Linked DNA regions of Homo sapiens: region 2 is linked to region 1. Evidence: read pairs that join two places in POLR2A ChIA-PET (ENCODE). Cell type or tissue: GM12878. All regions are shown on one strand.

Region 1 (2,500 bases):
GAAGTGGCAGCGGCAGGATTTGCACAAGAGACTTTTATGTCAAAGCCCATACTCTTAACCATGACACTCTTCCTACTCCCAAATGATCTAAGCTTTAAAAATTGGGACCGAGATGCAGAAGCTGTCACAAGTCAAAGGTTAGTGAGAAATTCAGGGACTGGCCTGGGAGGAAGCACCTTAATTAGGAAGCATGAACTACAGCCAGCCTATGTTCTGGAAAAAGCAACTTTAAAATGACAACAGGGAAGAAAGACTCCAAGCTGGACTTGTGGTGGGCCTGTGTTCCTCAGCCCACCCAGGCCTGACATAGCCAGGCCCATTCCAAGGAGAAATTCTATGACAAATGCAAATTTGCCATTCACTTTACAAAGCCTGGCTGCAGGCTTCTTGAACCTATTTACCATTCTTTTTATAACAAAGACTCGAGCATCATTTGCTATCTTCATAAATTTCATCAGTACTTTTGCCCCCAGGCCCTGATACAGGGCATTTTATAAGCTTTAAAAGAGAAGTATTACAATGGTATTTTCAATTCAACCTTCAAATCCTTTGCACAAGGAGAGCCAACAGCAAATAGAAAAGACGCCACAGGGGGCATCATGGATCCACAAAGACCCAATATGCAGGAGAACATGTCGGGCAAGGTAGTATTGAGATAAAAACCTGTCACACGTGTACTTAATTTTATACAATAAGCAACAAGGAATGTTTAATGTATATTGTATAAAAAATTTTTCAGGCCGGGAGTGGTGGCTCACACCTGTAATCCTAGCACATTGGGAGGCCCAGGCGGGCGGACTGCCTGAGGTTGTGAGATCGAGACCAGCCTGGCCAACATGGCAAAACGCTGCCTCCACTAGAAATACAAAAATTAGCTGGGTGTGGTGGTGGGTGCCTGTAATCCCAGCTACTCGGGAGGCTGAGGCACAAGAATCGCTTGAACCCGGGAGGTGGAGGTTGCAGTGAGCCGAGATTGTGCCACTGCACTCCAACCTAGGCAACAGAGTGAGACTCTGTCTCAAAAAATTAAAAAAAAAAATTAATTAATTAATTAATTAAAAAAATTTCAAGTGTCATCGAAATCAGCAACTTAGGGTATTTTGTGTAACTGAATATTCTGATTAAGTGGGGGCTGCCCTGTATGCCACTTAACATGACCAATTTCCAAAGATTAGATGGCCATAATTGCCCTTGACACTAAAATCATGTGAAACACAGCCAGTTTCTTTGATGACTCAAAACGTACTTTGTGATCTTGCCAAGCTTTGAGATCATCGTTACAAGCAGCATTTTGGTTGTGAAAAACAACTCTCCTTATTTAACCTTTTGGGGTGGATTCTGAGCAAGAAGTTCCCTAGGCTACGGTCAATCTCGCTGAAATACAACCACCCACCGCTCCTTTCTGGGTTTAGAAATCTGGTTTTCAGAGGTGGGAGTGGCTTCAAGCAGCGTCTACCTGTGTTCAGAAAAGATGAAGAAAGACAGGCTCAGGCTCCCTGTATAGGAGAATTCAAGTTCATTGTAGTCACTGGTGACTGGTTCTGAAATTGAGGAACTAGTTTGAGGAACTTCAGAATAAACAAGAAACCCAAAGAACTCAGCTTCCACAGAAGGCTTCCAATGCATGGAAGGAGGCACAGGTCCAGCTCCGCCCTGTGGCGGGGCAACCTTGACCCTGGCCTCATTTCAGATGCTGCCCCACATGCTCTTTGACAAGCTGGACCAAGTAACCAGCTTGAGGACATGAGTGGCAGAGGGGTCCCTTTATAATGAGGGGTCATATTCTTGTCCTCCCTTGGGAAGGTAAAAAAGGGCTTGGGACATGGGGCATGATGAGGAATATTCTCAGAGGATCTCACACGATTCTTTGGTAAAAGAGGGTAAATCATGAAACAGCCCACGGCTCTCTCGTCCTCCCCGAGGCCAGCAGGGCTTAGCGGGAGGAGTTTGGATTCAAGTCTTGTACTTTCACTCAACAGCAAATATTTAATCAGTGGCTACCATGTTTCAGGCACCGTGCTGGCCAGCAGGAATATGAGGATGACCAAGAGCCTTCTCTGTTGAAACCCTTGAAAGGCCTTCTTGGAATGCTGAACCCAGTTACCTAGAAGCACTGCCTTGATCTACCTGCCTACAACTCTCTAGTGGCACCAAGCCTATGGGATGTGCCAGTGTGGTCACTGCCCTCCCAATTCTCACTTGGAGGGGTGGGAGGTGGTCAGTTATGTGTTTATTAGCTGGCTACTCACTGTCTGATTCTACTTTGAACTATATTTTCTTTTTTGAGAAGAGGACTTGTTCTGTCACCCAGGCTGGAATGCAGTGGTACAACCATAGCTTACTACAGCCTCGAACTCCTGAGCTCAAGTGATCATCCCACCTCAGCCTCTGAAGTAGCTGGACTACAGGTAAGCACCACCATGCCCAGCTAATCTTTTTTTTTTTTTTTTGACAGAGTCTTGCTCTGTCGCCCAGGCTGGGGTGCAGTGGTGCGATCATG
Region 2 (2,500 bases), 320 kb after region 1:
CTGTAAAGGACATAGGGCAGTGTTTGGCTCAGTGGACTACTACTTATCGTAATTACTAATTTTTTTTTTTTTTGAGATGGAGTCTTGCTGTGTCGCCCAGGCTGGAGTTCAGTGGCACGATCTCGGCTCACTGCAACCTGCGTCTCCTGAGTTCAAGCAATTCTCCTGCCTCAGCCTCTCAAGTAGCTGGGATTACAGGCACATGCCAGCATGCCCGGCTTGTTTTTCTATTTTTAGTAGAGACGGGGTTTCACTATGTTGGCCAGGCTGGTCTCAAACTCCTGGCCTCAAGTGATCCACCCGCCGTGGCCTCCCAAAGTGCTGGGATTACAGGCGTGAGCCACCACGCTAGCTCTTATTGTAATTACTGTTAATAATAGCTCCTCATAGCCTAGTGGTGAGAGAGAGGGCTCTGGCTATGTGATATTGGGTAAGCTCATTAACCTCTTAGAACCTCGGCATCCACACCGTAAAAAGGGTGTAATGATAGTACCTAGATCCTAGAGTGGACTTTATAAGGATTAAATGAGTTTATTCACGCAGAGTGTTTAGAACAGTACCTGGTAGGTACTTAGTAAACCTGAGCTGCGAATTTTCTTATGACATCTGTTTGCTAAGGCTGCTGCCACAGAGTGACATATGCTGAGTGGCTTAAATAACAGAAATTTATTGTCTCCCTGTTCTGGAGGCTAGAAATCTAAGGGCAGAGGCATGCTTTCTCTGAAGCTACTGGGACAGGATCTGTTTCAAGCCTCTCTTCTAGCTTCTGGTGGCAGCATAACTCCAGTCCTTATGTAGAGTTCTCCCTGTGTATATTTCTTTTGTTTTTTTAGACAAAGTCTTGCTCTGTTGCCCAGGCTGGAGTGCAGTGGCATAATATTGGTTCACTGCAACCTCTGCCTCTCAGGTTCAGGTGATTCTCCTTCCTTAGCCTCCTAAGTAGCTGGGATTACAGTCACGTGTCACCATGCCCAGGTAATTTTTTGTATTTTTTGTAGAAACAGGGTTTCACCATGTTGCCCAGGCCGGTCTTGAACTCCTGACCTCAGGTGATCTGCCTGCCTTGGCCTCCCAAAGTGCTGGGATTACAGGCATGAGCCACAGCACCCAGCCTAAATTTTGTATTTTTTGTAGAGGCAGGGCTGCACCTTGTTGCCCAGGCTGGTCTCAAACTCCTGACCTTAAGTGATCTGCCCACCTCAGCCTCCCAAAGTGCTGGGATTACAGGCGTGAGCCACTGCGCCCAGCCTCCCTGTGTGTATTTCTTTGTGTCCACAATTTCCCCTTTTTTATAAGGACAAGTCATAATGGGATTAGAGTCCTCCCTGATGACCTCATTTTAACTTTATGACCTCTTTGGAGATCTTATCTCTTTCTTTTTTTTCAGAGTCTCTCTTTGTTGCCCAGGCTGGAGTACAGTGGGGTGATCTCAGCTCACTGCAACCTCCTCCTCCTAGGTTCAAGTGATTCTTCTGCCTTAGCCTTCCAAGTAGCTGGAGTTACAGGTGCTCGCCACCATGCCTAGCTAATTTTTACATTTTTGGTAGAGATGGGGTTTCTCCACATTGGCCAGGCTGGTCTCGAACTCCTGACCTCAAGTGGTCCACCCACCTCGGCCTCTTAAAGTGCTGAGATTGCAGGCGTGAGCCACCGCACCTGGTCTGAAGATCCCATCTCTAAGATCACATTCTGAGGTACTGAATGTTAGGAGTACTACATATCTCTTTTTTTTTTTTTTTTGAGACAGGGTCTCCCTTTGTCATTCAGGCTGGAGTGCAGTGGCACTTGGATCACTGCAACCTCCAGCCCCCCATCCTCCCGTATACTCTAAATCAGTGGTCCCCAACCTTTTTGGCACCAGGGACTAGTTTCGTGAAATATAATTTTTCCACAGAGCCGGGGGCCGGAGAGGGGGATCAGGGATAGTTTTGGGATGATTCAGCACATTGCATTTACTGTGCACTTTATTTCTATTATTATTACGTTATAATATATAATGAAGTAATTATACAAACTCACTGTAATGTAGAATCAGTGGGAGCCTGAGCTTGTTTTGCTGCAACTAGATGGTTCCATCTGGGGGTGATGGGAGACAGTGACAGATCATCAGGCATTAGATTCTCATAGGAGCACGCAGTGTAGATCCCTCACGTGCAGTTCACAATAGGGTTCACCCTCCTATGAGAATCTAATGCTGCAGCTGATCTGACAGGAGGTGGAGCTCAGTTGGTAATGTGAGCCATGGGAATGGGACGCGGCTGTAAATACCGATGAGGCTTCTCTCACTCACCTGCTGCTCACCTCCTGCTGTGCAGCCCCATTCCTAACAGGCCCAGTTCTTAAGAGTACTGGTCTGTGCCCCAAGGGTTGGGGACCCCTGCTTTAAATCACCTCTAGATTAGTTATAATGCTGAATACAACATAAATGCTGTATAAATAGTTGTGAAACGCTATTGTTCATGGAATAATGACAAGAAAAAAGTCTGTACATGTTCAGCAC

What was found. ChIA-PET counts read pairs that join two places held together with the same protein. Peaks named below come from ENCODE experiments on the same cell type or tissue, not always from the same donor. Only the 100,000 strongest peaks of a DNase experiment are listed, where the experiment ranks them.
Region 2: POLR2A ChIA-PET joins it to region 1 with 5 read pairs; 3 of 35 experiments call an interaction of 5 or more read pairs at or near these places.

Annotation. Positions count from the first base shown.
Region 1 is chr17:45,306,238-45,308,737 of GRCh38, forward strand. The region is part of intron 1 of MAP3K14 (mitogen-activated protein kinase kinase kinase 14); the gene reads right to left. Among named protein-coding and RNA genes, the nearest start is that of MAP3K14, 9.5 kb to the right of the region's middle. RefSeq lists an enhancer at 1,475-1,614. In GM12878, a CTCF peak has its summit at 1,643; a DNase peak (open chromatin) is centred at 1,294; H3K4me3 peaks cover 1,218 bases; H3K27ac peaks cover 2,440 bases.
Region 2 is chr17:45,625,989-45,628,488 of GRCh38, forward strand. All of the region lies in intron 2 of LINC02210-CRHR1 (LINC02210-CRHR1 readthrough), which reads left to right. All of the region lies in intron 2 of LINC02210 (long intergenic non-protein coding RNA 2210), which reads left to right. Among named protein-coding and RNA genes, the nearest start is that of LINC02210-CRHR1, 6.9 kb to the left of the region's middle. In GM12878, no CTCF peak of the experiment used is centred here; no DNase peak of the experiment used is centred here.